2 separate regions of the Homo sapiens genome follow, and region 1 is linked to region 2. A link is an interaction called in ENCODE POLR2A ChIA-PET data of the cell type or tissue named here. Cell type or tissue: PC-3. All regions are shown on one strand.

The links. Peaks named below come from ENCODE experiments on the same cell type or tissue, not always from the same donor. Only the 100,000 strongest peaks of a DNase experiment are listed, where the experiment ranks them.
Region 1: POLR2A ChIA-PET joins it to region 2 with 12 read pairs; 5 of 35 experiments call an interaction of 5 or more read pairs at or near these places.

Annotation. Positions count from the first base shown.
Region 1 is chr1:168,297,449-168,305,448 of GRCh38, forward strand. It overlaps TBX19 (T-box transcription factor 19), which reads left to right. Exons shown (of 8, transcript NM_005149.3): 4 at 276-337; 5 at 2,974-3,035; 6 at 7,560-7,748. Among named protein-coding and RNA genes, the nearest start is that of TBX19, 21 kb to the left of the region's middle. In PC-3, no CTCF peak of the experiment used is centred here; DNase peaks (open chromatin) are centred at 4,413 and 6,493; H3K4me3 peaks cover 421 bases; H3K27ac peaks cover 2,106 bases.
Region 2 is chr1:168,246,903-168,254,902 of GRCh38, forward strand. SFT2D2 (SFT2 domain containing 2) reads left to right here. Exons shown (of 8, transcript NM_199344.3): 8 at 1-6,119. It also overlaps the pseudogene ANKRD36BP1. Among named protein-coding and RNA genes, the nearest start is that of SFT2D2, 25 kb to the left of the region's middle. In PC-3, no CTCF peak of the experiment used is centred here; no DNase peak of the experiment used is centred here.

The DNA.
Region 1 (8,000 bases), 51 kb after region 2:
TTTCTCACTTTACATGGCATTAGCATTTTCACCACATGCAATGATAAAATGTCCTTTGCCAGAGACAGCGCAGTGGTGATTAAGTGCTGGAGTAAGCAAAGATGGAAAGGGCCTCTGCCTCTCAGAGTGCTGGGATTACAGGCATAAGCCATCGTGCCTGGTGGGAAAGGGAAGGAAAAGAGAGGGAATTAAACTGGTTTTACAGAAGACAAAGGGTTCTGTTTGCCCATGTGTATCCTACTTTTACTAACACTTCTTGTCTTTGTAAATGCAAGATAACGGCTCTCAAAATCAAGTACAATCCTTTTGCCAAAGCCTTCTTGGATGCCAAGGAAAGGTAAGTAAAGAAATTTTAGTGAAATCTTCTAATGAATGATTTATGCAAATACAAATGTGGAATTTATGATTATCTTGAAAGGAACTAGACTAGTAGCACTTTCATTACCTTTTATAGAAATAGGCTTTCGGCCAGGTGCGGTGGCTCATGCCTGTAATCCCAGCACTTTGGGAGGCCGAGGCGGGCAGATTACGAGATCAGGAGATCGAGACCATCCTGGCTAACATGGTGAAACCCCGTCTCTACTAAAAATGCAAAAAATTAGCCGGGTGTGGTGGCGGGCGCCTGTAGTCCCAGCTACTCGGGAGGCTGAGGCAGGAGAATGGCGTGAACCCGGGAGGCGGAGCTTGCAGTGAGCCGAGATGGCGCCACTGCATTCCAGCCTGGGCGACAGAGCGAGACTCCGTCTCAGAAAAAAAAGAAATAGGCTTTCAATATTCAATTCAATATTCAACAACATCTAGAAAATTCAAATCATAATTATCTATTCGTTATAATAGGGATCCGGGAGAACTGTTAACTAACAATTTTTTTTAAAGACCTGTTTTACTATGAATTCTTGAAAGTAGCACAATCACATTAAAAAAATTAAATGATTTAGATTTATAATAATTCACTCTGCCTTTTTCCTAATTACTTCTGAGTAGCATGGCATTAATAAATTGCTTTTTTAAAACTACATTTAGCCTAGGAAAAGTGAAAAATGGAGACAGGTTCACATTTCCTCTGCTGAGAAAAGAAGTCGGAGACTTCTGGGGGTATGAGTGATGATTCTGCTACTTCGGGGCAGCGACCTGCCATCTCTATATCTTTTCTTTCTTCCTTCCTTTCTCTCTTTTTTCCTTTCTTTCTTTCCCTTCTTTCCCTTTCCTTCTTTTCCTTCCTTCCTTCTTTTTCTTTCTTCCTTTCCTTCCTTCCTTTGCTTCCCTCCTTTCCTTCCTTTCCTTCCTAGCTTTCCTTCTTCCCTTCCCTTCCATTCCCTTCCCTTCCCTTCCCTCCCTCCTCTCCTCTCCTCCCCTCCCTCCCTCCCTCCCTTCCTTTCTTTCTTTCTTTCTTTCTTTCTTTCTTTCTTTCTTTCTTTCTTTCTTTCTTTCTTTCTTTCTTTCTTTCTTTCTCTCTCTCTCTCTTTCTTTCATTCTTCCTTCCTTCTTTCTTTTTTTTTTTTGAGACAGAGTCAGGCTGGAGTGGCACTATCTTGGCTCACTGCAACTTCTGCTTCCTGGGTGCAAGCGATTCTCATGTCTCAGCCTCCCTAGTAGCTGGGATTACAGGTGGCCACCACCATGCCCAGCTAATTTTTTATGTTTTATTTTTAGTGGAGACAGGGTTTTGCCATGTTGGCCAGGCTGGTCTTGAACTCCTGACCTCAGGTCATCCACTCGCCTCGGCCTCCCAAATTGCTGAGATGACAGGCTTGAGCCACCGTGCCCAGACTCTATGTCTTTTGCATCCCAGGAAAAAGAAGATGATGGTGCTTATCACTGACTTTTTAATTGACAAAGCCTACAGTATAATATGATTATCTTTTTAATGTTCAGATTTTATTGCTTGAGTTTCAAATCTTTTAAATAGTTTTTATAACTGTCTAATCTTTCCTGTTCACCTTAAAGGCTCTGATAAGGCTCTAGATTAATGGACAGATGTTCATAATGATGCATCACATGACCCTGTCCTGTCCAATATTTGAATATATTATTATTATTATTTTAGAGATGGGGTCTTGCTCTATCACGCGGACTGGAGTACAGTGGTGTGATATAGCTCATTGCAGCCTTAAATTCCTGGGCTCAAGCTATCCTCCTGCTTCAGCCTCCCAAGTAGTGGGGACTACAGGCATGTGCCACCATGCCTGGCTATGTGTTTTTTTTAAAGAGACAGGGGCTCTCAGTATGTTGCCCAGACAGTCTCAAACTCCTGGCCTCAAGTGATCCTCCTGCCTCCGCCTCCTTAGTTGCTGAGATTGCAGGAGTGAGCTACTGTGCCTAGCTCCAATATTGGAATAAATTATGATGATATACAAGACACACTTATAACGTTTTCAGTTAACAAAAGGCCTAAAGGATAAACTGATATGTGAGATGACACAATCTAGATTCAAAGTGACAGTAGCATGGTATAATACAAAGAATTTAGGACTTTGAGTAAGAGGTCCTGACTGAATCCTTGCTCTGTAATTTACTGGCTGTTTGTTCTTGCATAAGTCAGTTTACCTCCTCGAGATCCACTTTTCTAATCTACAAAATTAGAAAAATATGTTAATATTTCCCTCACAGGGTCATTGGTGGATCTAGCATATCACATATGTAATTGTGCCATGGAATTGTGCTGTTATTATTGCTTGAATCTTGTCAGTCAGGAGCAATATCCCCAAATTATTCAGATCAAAATAAACAGGGATAGCTGTAAATGTGGTAAAGAGGGGTAAACAGTAAAACTGCAACTCCAAGAGCAATTGCACAAGTAGAGACAGCACCCCGAAGGAAGGAGAATGGGGAAGGACAGGAGCTTAGGAAAAAGGTGTTTGGTTTTCTTATTCTAAGAAATTGATTGCTCTTCAAGGAGAATTTTGGGTATGCTTTATAGTGGACATACATAAAAAGTTGGACAGCCATGGTGCATTTTCTTTACTCTTTCAGAAATCACCTAAGAGACGTACCGGAGGCTATCTCTGAGAGCCAGCATGTGACCTATTCTCACTGTGAGTTGGGTGTACATGAGGCGGGAGGTGCGTGGGGCTGTACCTGGAGCCAGCTCCTTCCACACTCAGACTCTTTGCCTGTCAGGACTGCTTAAGGACTTCCAAATCAAAACCCAACACACAGTTTATTCTATTAAGGACAAATTTGTGCCCTTTCCAGAATTCCAGAGAGAGAGCCAATGGTCCTAGGCTTAAGAGACTTAAAAAAGTCTTAGGCAGGAGATAAGAATGAAAATGATGAATTTCTTAGACTCTGGTTTTCTTGTCAGTAAGGCTCTGAGCCCTCAACAGTGTGTTCTCGGCTTGCCTCCTAACGTTATGCTTGCCACTCTGGTCTCTCTGTTTTGGAGTTCTCCTGTTCTTAGTGTTTGCTAATTTTGGAGTTGGTTCCCATAGCAATGTGTCATGCAGGCTGTAGCCTCCATGGGGAAGAGTCTTTATTTGTGGGCTGGAAGGCTGTAGGAAGAGGTGGAGTAATATAGCTGGGATTCTGAAGGTAGTGTTGGATGTTCCCATCAGGGTGTTACCTTGTCCATGTCCCAGGATGGTGGAGGGAATCCTCTGCAGCTGCAATGCAACCCACGATCAGTGACATCAGAGTAGGAAAGTTAACCCTGATGTCTGAAACCCTCTTTAATTTGGATTATATTGGCTTGCAAAGATCCCTTATGCAGTTTGCCAGCTGCAGAGTTCTTTACTTCTTCCTTCCCTTCAATCTTACTGCACCTTCCATAACAGACCTGGGAGTATAGCCGCATAAAGAGAAGCAGCTCTCAGAAAAGCACTCTTTTTTTTTTGAGATGGAGTCTCGCTCTGTTGCCCAGGCTGGAGTGCAATGGCCCAGTCTTGGCTCACTGCAACCTCCGCCTCCCGGGTTCAAGTGACTCCTCTCCCTCAGCCTCTCGAGCAGCTGGGCCCACAGGCATGTGCCACCATGCCCGGCTAATTTTTGTATTTTTGGTAGAGATGGGGTTTCACCATATAGGCCAGGCTGGTCTTGAACTCCTGACCTTGTGATCCGCCTGCCTCGACCTCCCAAAGTGCCGGGATTACAGGCATGAGCCATTGCCCCCGGCCGAAAAGCACTCTTTAAAAATGACTGTCAACCTAAATGAAAAAACTGAGGCAACATTAATATAAGTAAAAAGTTTATTTGGGTCAAGTTTGAGGACTACAGCTTGGGAGCACAGATTCAAGTTCCCCTGAATATATACTTGGGTTAGCAGCAGTTACAAGTGGATTTTTAAAGGGAAAAATAAGAGGTGATTCATAAACTGTCTACTGTAACATGAGCTGCTGATTGGTTATATATTGTTCTTTGTATCACACATTCCAGGAACGTGAAGATAATGGGTGAGGCAGCTAGTCAGGAACAAAAATGCCTTTAAAGAATTGCCCCCAGGCATGGGTGCAGGGGGTGCCCTTGACTGAAGCTGCTCCTCACACTCACATCCCTCTGGGTCTGATAAATTTTGCATGCCTCACATAACTCAGACTGTTCTGAGCTGTTTTTCTTTTATCACTTCCCCCTCAGTTTTTTCCTTTAGGTGGAATGAACTGGAATAAAAACCTCGTTTTCTAGGTTAGGGCCATGTGCAGAACCATAGGAGTTCAAAGTTCATGTGTTGCAATCTTCTCAGCAAACTTCTTGAGGTGTGTACATTATATGTGGCAAAGTCTGGTTCTGAGGGGCCACTTGCCTGGTTTTGCCCGCTGGGTGCATGAATCTTGATTCTGTTAGTCAGATGGGGACCCCTTGGGCCATAAGTTTGTGCAACTCTGGGAAAATGAAGATGACAAAAGGATTTGTTGGGAATGATTGTAATATGAACTTTGTACAATTTGCTTACTTGTACTTAAAAAGTATTAAGCGAAGGCGGTGGGTTCTAATATCAAGCTCCATTTCCTCATTGCCGAAGCCCAGGTGACAATCCTTAGCCAATGTTCTTAAGGAACAGCTCTGTTTCTATCTGAATCCCCATCCACTGATCCCTTAGCTGAGGCATGGTCAGCGGGAGAACAAGCTTCTTGTTTTGGGGCCTGCAGTACTAAGTCTCAGTCTTTGCCCATAAACTCACTCGAAATAGTCTTCTGTTCAGAATCTTTCTACAAAACATTTTGCAGTCGTCCAAAATATTCTGCAAAATGCTTGCTGCCTGCCAGTAAATAAGTGGAATGAAAAAGAAGAAAAAAGGAAAAAAACCCCAAAACCAAAAAAAAACCCCAAAATGCTTGCTGTCAAGTTGTGCTAGGCCAGCTCTCCCTTTCTGTGCTGTCAGAATTCTCTTTGTGGGGTGGGGTTGGAAGGCATCATGATATCTCTTGCTTAGAGTGAGAACTGAAGGCACCTTCACACTCGGCAGAAATAGAGAGGCTTTCACTCTTCCTGCGTAACCACATTAATCATTCCCTACCTTCCCTGGTAGCTGAAGGTCCATGAGTTACATATACGTGTAATGCCTCCTAGACTGCCTTTTATTTTAATTAAGCCTGAAGCACCTTAACTTTGCATTTCTATTAACTTCTGCATTCAGATAGTATTTCTTTTTATTTATTTATTTATTTATTTTTGTTATACTTTAAGTTCTAGGGTACATGTTCACAACGTGCAGGTTTGTTACATATGTATACATGTGCCATGTTGGTGTGCTGTACCCATTAACTCGTCATTTACATTAGATATATCTCCTAATGCTATCCCTCCCCACTCCCACTACCCCACGACAGGTCCTGGTGTGTGATGTTCCCCTTCCTGTGTCCATGTGCTCTCATTGTTCAATTCCCACCTATGAGTGAGAACATGCGGTGTTTGGTTTTTTGTCCTTGCGATAGTTTGCTGAGAATGATGGTTTCCACCTTCATCCATGTCCCTACAAAGGACATGAACTCATCGTATTTCATATTGCTATATTCCAGTGTTGCTTTAGAGGTTTTCCACCCTTTGATAGAGTCCTTTGATAGGACTGTAACCACCTGATAGGTTCTTCCTGCTGGTTGCACAAAAAGATGTTACTGAGAAGGGGTCCTGATCCAGACCCCAACAAAGGGTTCTTGGACCTCATGCAAGAAAGAATTCAGGGCAAGTCCACAGAGTAAAGTGAAAGCAAGTTTATTTAGAAAGTAAAGGAATAAAAGAATGGCTACTTCATAGGCAGAACAGAGGCATGGGCTGCTCAACTGAGTATACTTATAGTTATTTCTTGATTATATGCTATACAGGGGGTGGATTATTCATAAGTTTTTCAGGAAAGGGGCGGGCAATTCCCACAGCTGAGGGTTGATTTCTCCCCTTTTTAGACCGCATAGGGTAACTTCCTGACATTGCCATGGCATTTGTAAACTATCATGGTGCTTGTTGAAGTGTCTTTTAGCATTCTAATGCATTATGATTCGCATATAACTAGCAGTGAGGATAACCAGAGGTCATTTTCATTGCCATCTTGGTTTTGGTGGGTTTTGGCCGGCTTATTTACTGCATCCTGTTTTATCAGCAAGGCCTTTGTTGTATGTTGTGCTCACCTCCTATCTTATCCTGTGACTAAGAATTCCTAACCACCTGGGAATGCAGCCCAGTAGGTCTCAGCCTCACTTTACCCGGCCCCTATTCAAGATGGAGTCACTCTGGTTCAAACACCTCTGACACAAAGACCACAGCGTTGCAATAAAGAAAGAGTTTAATAGACATGAATCTGGCCATGCCATTTTGGGGACAGAGCTCTTACTCAAATCAATCTCTTCAAAAACTTGTAGGTTAGGTTACCTTTTTCAGAGGCAATTTCAGGGAAGAAGTGGGGGTAGCTAGACAATAGGTGCTTGCTGCTGATTGGTTGGATCAGAGATGAAATCACAGGGAATTGAAGCTGTCCTCTGGTGCTGAGTCACTTCTGGGTGGGGCCACAGGTGGGGTTGGTGGGTCCAGGTGGAGCCACTGGTGTCAGATATGCCAAAAACCTGAAAAGATATCTCTAAAGGCCTATCTTAGGTTCTACAATAGTGATGTTATCTGCAGGAGTAATTGGGAAAGTTGCGTATATTGTAAAGTCTGGAATAATGGCTGGCAATCATTTGTGTCTACATCTTAGCAGAATTCAGGCTCCTCTATGCTCCTAGCCTGGTAGTCTTTCATTAGCTTTACAAAGGCAGTTGAGTTTTAGAGAAGGATTACTATTATTTAAACTATAAGCTAAATGTCTCCCAAAGCTAGCTTGGCAGCTTGAAGGCTAAAGGCAAGAGGGAGATTGGGTAGATCAGAAGTCTTCAACTGCCAAAATTTTCTCACTGATACAATTTTTGCAAAGGCAGTTTCAGGACTGGTCATGCATTTCCAGAGAAGCCAAGTTAGCTGCTCATGGGCAAGGGCAGTGGCAGCTAGGGGATGGTACCACCACACAGGCTGGCACCATCACACAGGCTGGCATCAGTGTCATTTACAAGAATTGTAGCTGTGTAAAGTAGCTGGTCACCTGATTTTTGGTGTGGGAGTTCACAGACTCAGTCTTGGTGTATTCCTCTTGTCTATTTTAGTGGGAGGCTGGATCTTTTCCAATCCAGATGGAGTGTGCACAGCAGGAAACTCCAATTACCAGTATGCCGCTCCTCTGCCTCTGCCTGCTCCCCACACCCACCATGGCTGTGAGCACTATTCGGGTCTCCGAGGACACCGGCAGGCTCCCTACCCTTCTGCGTACATGCACAGAAACCATTCTCCCTCAGGTCTGTGACTCTGCTGATTAAACCCTTGGGGTATGGGCTGGGGTGGGGGCAGTCAGGAGAAATGGATAAACAGCTAGGAAAAGGAGTAGCTAAAGATGGAACCCCGTCATCTAATATACATCTATGATATGATTGTTTTTGTGTTTTATTTTATTGTTATTTTATGTACAAATATTTGATTAACTAGGTATAACAATCTTAGTTTTTTTTAAAAAAATTATTTCATAAAACCCCCAGTCTCCTGGTTTCTAA
Region 2 (8,000 bases):
TTTTCCAGGATTTGATTTTTTATTGTGTGTATTTCCAGCCTGAGCCTGGCAATTTCATCTTGCATCAAATGGTTTTTATGCAACAGGTCTTCTTCTTTTTCATGACTATCAGAAATCTCAAACTGCAGAGTTCTTGTTCCCATTCAAGTTTTTGATATTCTGTGATATTTCTTTTTTTTCAGATAGTCTCTTTTGTAGTACACTAGTCTTTTTCATTTTTTAATTTTTACTGTAAGTCACTCAGTGATTATCTTTAAGTTCCACTGATCTTTTACATAAATAAACTGCATTTTTAATTTTCTTTTTTTATATGAGATTCTGGAAATACTTCTTTTTTTAAATTATACTTTAAGTTCTGGGGTACATGTGCAGAACATGCGGGTTTGTTACATAGGTATACATGTAATGTTATCCCTCCCCTAGCCCCCACCCCCGGACAGGCCCCGGTATGTGATGTTCCCCTCCCTTTTCCATGTGTTCTCATTGTTCAACTCCCACTTATGAGTGAGAACATGTGGTGTTTGGTTTTCTGTTCTTGTGTTAGTTTGCTGAGAATGATGGTTTCCAGCTTCATCCATGTCCCTACAAAGGACATGAACTCATCCTTTTTTTATGGCTGAATACTATTCCATGGGTGTATATATGCCACATTTTCTTTATCCAGTCTATAATTGATGGACATTTGGGTTGGTTCCAAGTCTTTGCTGTTGTGAACAATGCTGCAGTAAACATACATGTGCATGTGTCTTTATAGTAGAATGATTTATAACCCTTTGGGTATATACCCAGTAATGAGATTGCTGGGTTAAATGGTATTTCTAGTTCTAGATCCTTGAGGAATCGCCACACTGTCTTTCACAATGGTTGAACTAATTTACACTCCCACCAACAGTGTAAAAGTATTCCTATTTCTCCCTGTCCTTTCCAGCATCTGTGGCCACCATGCCACTTTTTAATGATTGCCATTCTAACTGGCATGAGATGGCATCTGATGGTGGTTTTGATTTGCATTTCCCTAATGACCAGTGATGATGAGCATTTTTTCATATGTTTGTTGGCTGCATAAATATCTTCTTTTGAGAAGTGTCTATCCTTCGCCCACTTTTCGATGGGGTTGTTTTGCTCTTATAAATTTGTTTAAGTTCTATGTAGATTCTGGATCTTAGCCCTTTGTCAGATGGATAGATTGCAAAAATTTTCTCCCATTCTGTAGGTTGCCTGTTCACTCTGATGATAGTTTCTTTTGCTGTGCAGAAGCTCTTTGGTTTAATTAGATCTCATTTTGTCTATTTTGGCTTTTGTTGCCATTGCTTTTGGTGTTTTAGTCGTGAAGTCTTTGCCTATGCCTATGTCCTGAATGGTATTGCCTAGGTTTTCTTCTAGGGTTTTTATGGTTTTGGGTCTTACGTTTAAGACTTCCTCTTTTCCTAATTGAATACCCTTTATTTCTTTCTCTTGCCTGATTGCCCTGGCCAGAACTTCCAGTACTATGTTGAGTAGGAATGGTGAGAGAGGGCATCCTTGTCTTGTGCTGGTTTTCCAAGGGAATGCCTCTAGTTTTTGCCCATTCAGTATGATATTGGCTGTGGGTTTGTCATAAATAGCTCTTCTTATTTTGAGATGCGTTCCATCAATACCTGGTTTATTGAGAGTTTTTAGCATGAAGGGCTGTTGAATTTTGTTGAATGCCTTTTCTGCATCTATTGAGTTAGGGAGGATTCCCTCTTTTTCTATTGTTTGGAATAGTTTCAGAAGGAATGGTACCAGCTCCCTTTTGTACCTCTGGTAGAATTCGGCTGTGAATCCATCTGGTCCTGGACTTTTTATGGTTGGTAGGCTATTAATTACTGCCTCAATTTCAGAACTTGTTATTGGTCTATTCAGGAACTCGACTTCTTCCTGGTTTAGTCTTGGGAGGGTGTATATGTCCAGGAATTTATCCATTTCTTCTAGATTTTCTACTTTATTTGCGTAGAGTTGTTTATAGTATTCTCTAATGGTAGTTTGTATTTCTGTGGTATCGGTGGTGATATCCCCTGTATCATTTTTTATTGCATTTATTTGATTCTTCTCTCTTTTCTTCTTTATTAGTCTGGCTAGCAGTCTATCTATTTTGTTGATCTTTTCAAAAAACCAGCTCCTGGATTCATTGTTTTTTTCGTGGTCTCTATCTCCTTCAGTCCTGCTCTAATCTTAGTTATTTCTTGTCTTCTGCTAGCTTTTGAATTTGTTTGCTCTTGCTTCTCTAGGTCTTTTAATTGTGATGTTAGGGTGTTGATTTTAGATCTTTCCTGCTTTCTCTTGTGGGCATTTAGTGCTATAAATTTCCCTCTACACACTGCTTTAATTTTGAAATGGAGTTTTGCTCAGTTTCCCAGGCTAGAGTGCGGTGGCATGATCTCAGCTCACTGCAACCTCTGCCTTCTGGGTTCAAGTGATTCTTGTGCCTCAGCCTCCCAAGAAACTGGGACTACAGGCATGTGCCACCACACCCGGCTAATTTTTGTATTTTTAGTAGAAACAGGGTTTCACCATGTTGGCCAGGCTGGTCTCGAACTCCTGACCTCAAGTGATCCTCCTGCCTCGGCCTCCCAAAGTGCTGGGATTACAGGCGTGAGCCACCATGCCCAGCCCCATGTCCTTTTTAATGCCTGGATTGACTTTGTGGGACATGAGGCCAAGGTACCTTTTAAGATGTCACCTGTATAGCATACTAGTAGTGAATGTAGGCTTTGAAGTCAGATGCATCTGGCTGTGAGCTGTGACTAGTCATATACTAGTTGTGTCATTTTGAACAGGTTACCTAACCTCTGGCTCCTCAGTTTGTTCATCTGTTTAAAAATTGTGGGAATAACAGTTCCTGCTGGGTCATTGCAAGATGTCAGTGAGACGTGTCAAGTGCTTAGAATAGGGCTTGGCATAAGTAGAGTCTCAGTAGGGTAGGTGTTATTTAATCCCAGAAATAACTGACAACTTTGGAAGATGAGAGTGAATGTCTCCGATCATTAATTTATTTAACAAATACTTATCTAGTACTATGTGCCCGGCGCTGTAGACACTGCCATGTTTTATCTCATTCAATATTCACAGTGACTGCCCAGTGAATGGTATTGCCTCCATCCTCTGAGAAGGTAAAGAGCCTATCCCAGACCCCACGAGTGGAGGCGTCAGGGAGGGGTTCTTGGCAGGAGATGGGTCTTGTAGAAAGGCTTCTGCTTTGCTTTCACTCACGGCCTGTGGCCAGTTTGCTCAGACAGCTCCCATCAGGACACCATTGGCAGCTTTTGCATGACCCTGCCTCCCAGGGTCTTCCTGCGTTTTTCCTTAAGTTGCCTTATTCTTTGGTTGTTTCCCTACTTGTTTTTGTTAGACTGTGGGAGGAAGAAATCCATTTCAAATCTGCTGAAACCTGTTACCAAGCAACAGCAGTGATTAAAAGCAACCTGATGAGTGAGTAAAGAATTAGGGTTTCAGACCTGTAGTTAATGATGGTCTCTGTCTCCCTGCTGCCCTGCATTCCCTTCCCTTCCGTTCACTGCTGGGTGAAGGAGGGCTTGCTGCATTTTGGAAGTTAAGGGAACCAATAAGGTGACTCTTTTGCAGATTGGAATATGGTGCTCAGCCAGCCATATGGAAGCACTGTCCTGGCGTGATCTGCCCTGGGCTGTTGGCTCTCTGAGTGCTGTCTTGGGAGGAGCACTGCCCTTCAGAACAGAAGAGATGGCTTCCAGTCCCCTCTCCCCCTTCTCCCAGTCTCTCTGAGGCTGCTTGTTGGGTATTGGGCGTGCTGTGTACTAACTCACTCCCGTCTCTTGTCTCATTATCTGAAATGCATCCCCTTTTGCAGAAAGGGCTCAAACGGAGCCTTCAGTTCTGCTCCTCTGCATAGCCGTAGCTCAGATCCTAGCTCAAGATGTCTTGTCTGGGAAGGGCAAAACATGGTCCCCAGTGTAGCATTTTCACTGGGTTGATTATCTCAGTGGTGGATCATCTATCACCCTTGTGTGGTGACTTTGTGAATTATCTGCCTGAGTGCCACTTCCCTTCCACCCTAATCACTGCAGGCTCAGGGAGCAAGAAATAAAATCATGAAATGCATTCCAAATAAAATTACCTTTTGGCTGGGTGCAGTGGCTCACACCTGTAATCTGAGCACTTTGGGAGGCTGAGGTGGGTGGATCGCTTGAGGTCAGGAGTTCAAGACCAGCCTGGCCAACATGGCAAAACCCCATCTCTACAAAAAATACAACAGCAAAAAAATCAGCCAGGCTAGCTGGTGTGCGCCTATAATCCCAGCTACTTGGGAGGGAGGCTGAGGCACAAGAATTGCTTGAACCCAGGAGGTGGAAGTTCAGTGAGCCGAGATCGCACCCCTGCACTCCAGCCTGAGCAACAGAGTGAGACTCTGTCTCAAAAATAAATAAAAAAAAAAATCACTTTTTGATACTTCTGTTAAAATAGATAATAAGGAACCATATCTTAAAGTGTGGAGGATCTGGCTTGGCTTCTGTTTTTGATAGCTCTATGAAAGTGACAGATTTGCATCATGAGACTTAGTGGAATGAATTGGGAAATTGAAGGGCAGCCCAGTGGCTATGGATTCTATTTTCTATGGGACTGTCTACGCCAGGCTTTATTTTCTCTTTGCTCAGATAACTTCTGACTAGAGTCGACGGTAGGATTATAAATGGTTTAAAATACGTATTCTCAAACCTCATTTTCAGCATATAAATTTTTAAGAATCAGTGTTTAAAGGTACGTGAAACCATTTGCTAGATTTTTGTCCTAGTTTTTTTTTTTTAATTTAAAAATCTTAAGTTTTTTTTAGTAAGCTTAAGATGTCCAGTAGTTTATTTGCAGACAGCATTTTTAAAAAGTGAATAGATGTTTAACTGAAGTTAAATACAAATTTATGTCTGTGTAACTCTTGGTAAGATATAACAAAACCTAGACATCTAAATTTTTTGGAAATTTTTATTTTAAAAGTTTGTTGGGAGGTAAAATTGTGTGACTTTACCTTCTGGTTAATAGTTTTATAGTTAAGAAGAAAGTCCAGCGAAGTTTACTTGATCTCAGTTGCACTCAAGAATAGGGGATTTAGTTCCACTTTGGTTATTTTCACTTCTACCCTAAATTCATAGTCCCTGATACTTAAGCTTTACCCTTGGCTTACCAGTTTTCATTGCAGCGAGTAAATGGGGAGTAGCAGAGCCTTTGTTAATGTAAATTGACAAAAAGTATGTCCTTTTCTAGCAGGAGCAGATAAACTGATAATGGTCTTAGAAATGTAGAAAATGATTTTTTGTAGACAGGATGATCTGTCTAGATTGTAGCAAATGATGGTACATATTCACAACAAAGTTGTGCCACTACATTTAATAAACAGCCACAAACAACAAAAGGACAACTGGTCCCCGATATAAATGGACTAGCTACCTGGACATAATATCCTTGTGAGGCATCCTTAAAGGACAAATTGCAGCTGGTATTTGGGTGAATGTTGTTGCTCTGTGCCTGTTGAATGTCCATGCTACAAGAAGTTATGAGCCTTGTTCTAAGTACAGATGAACCTTGTATTTGTGTAATCTCCCAAGGGAGAGCTATGGTTTACATTCAATTTTTTGGTCTTTCTGCTATGAAACGTGTTTATTTTGCCTCTGTCAATGTGTTTGCAACCTTAAGTAAGGAAAGGGAAAAAAAAAATAGCCCTCTGAACTCTGATCTTTTGCCGCTTCTGTAGATTTTGATTGTGAAGTTGGGAGTGAGGACATTCAAAAGCCCATGGTGAATGCATATGCCTTTAGAATATTGTGCCTGTTTTAAAATGTTTGAGCTTTTAAAATACGTTGTTAAAACATGAATCCATTTTTGTAATTGTATAAATACTCATAACTAATTTTGAATGCTACTGATTGTGTAACTGAATTTTTGTATCCAAAAATACATTCTTGAGTACTACTTTTCCTACCTTGAAAATCTATTTCATTTACTAAATATTGTTTTCTTTATGCTAACTTAACTTTAAAAGGAATGTTGCCAAGCTGTCTCTCCTCCCCCATCACAATTGTTAGTTTTTTTTGCTTTCTTTCTTCAATAAATGATAGCATTATGATCTTTAATAAATCTAGTGTTGTCTCTTACTCATGTCTGTATTTCCAGGAGTCTTTAAGCCAAAGGAAGACTGTAGAACTGTAAGAAAAAACCGTATCTTTAATTTGAATTCTCAGTGTGTAGCACACATTATAGGCACTTAAAGATGTTTTGGGGGACCTAACCTGACATGTAGTCCTCTCTTTTAAATGACTTAGGGTTTCACATGGGTCTAGGGACAGTTTGGAAGGTTTTTAAAAAGTAAGACATTTCCTTAAGTGTTTATTTTGGAAAAAAAATACACACACACATACATACATACATACATACATACAAACAAATAAATATATATATTTTTGAGATGGAGTCTCACTCTGCTGCCCAGGCTGGAATGCAGTGGTGTGTTCTTGGCTCACTGCAACCTCGGCCTCCCAGGTTCAAGTGATTCTTGTGCCTCAGCCTCCGAAGTAGCTGGGATTACAGTAGCGCACCACACCCAGCTAATTTTTGTATTTTTAGTAGAGACGAGGTTTCACCATGTTGGCCAGGCTGGTCCTGAACTCCTGACCTCAGGTGATCCACCTGCCTCAGCTTCCCAAAGTGCTGGGATTATAGACCTGAGCCACTGTGCCTGGCCTATTTTGGTATATTCCTACACACCTAGCTGGTTTAGTTATTTTGTGTAAAGTAGGTTGTCTAATTGGTGTAAAGTTGTTCATGATGTTTCCCTATTTTAATATTTGTAAGATTTCTACTTATGTCCTTTCTTTCATTGCTAATGTTGGTAATTTGAGCCTTCTCTTGCCTTGCTTAGTGTAGGTAGAAGGTTGGCAGCTTTTTTCATTGATCTTTTCAAAGGCAACTTGGTTAAGATTTGAACACACAAAGCCAGATATGTGAATGGCCAACAGATGTATCTAGTACCTATTGTGTTATCATATGAAGTTTAAGAAAATAGGTAAAATAACTCTGGACTTTCAAGTTCTTTGGTGCTTCCATTGGTGATAAAATAATGAAAAGCAAGGAAGTTATTTGCGTGAGTTAGAATAGTCATTACTTTGAGAGGGACAGAGAGAATAGGGATTGGGAGGGGAAATGATGTGAGGGTGCCTCTGGGTGCTGGTCATGGTCTTTTTTCAAAGACCATGTGGTAGTTCAATGGTATTTGATAAATCATTGTGCTATATATGTATTTTTTTGTTTGTGTACTTTTCTATTGTGTTATGTTTTACAATAAAAGAACCAGTATTTGGATTCATTGATTTTCAATGTTCATTGTCTATTATTTGATTTTTTCCTCTTATTTTCTTTCTTTTTTTTTTTTTTTGAGATGGAGTTTTGCTCTCGTTGCCCAGGCTGGAGTGCAATGGCATGATCTCGGCTCACTGCAACCTCTGCCTCCCGGGTTCGAGAGATTCTTCTGCTTCAGCCTCCTGAGTAGCTGGGATGATAGGCATGTGCCACCACACCTGGCTAATTTTGTATTTTTTTAGTAGAGATGGGTTTTTCCATGTTGGTCAGACTGGTCTCGAACTCCTGACCTCAGGTGATCCGTCTGCCTCATCCTCCCAAAGTGCTGGGATTACAGGCATGAGCCACCACACCCGGCCTATTTTCTTTCTTACACATACTTTGGGTTTAATTTGTTCTGTAGCTATTTAAAGTAGAAGCCTAAACCATTGATTTTTACGTCTTTTTTCTAATAGCATTTAAGCCATAAATTTCCTTTTCAGCACTGCATTAGCTGTATCTTACAAATTTTTATATACTGTGTTTTTAATTCAATTCAAAATATTTTCTTGTCTTCTGTGATTTCTTTTTTGACTCATTGATTACTTATAAGCATGTTAACTTCTAAACATTTGGGGATTTTGCAGATCTCTTGATTTCTAATTTAATTTCATTATAGT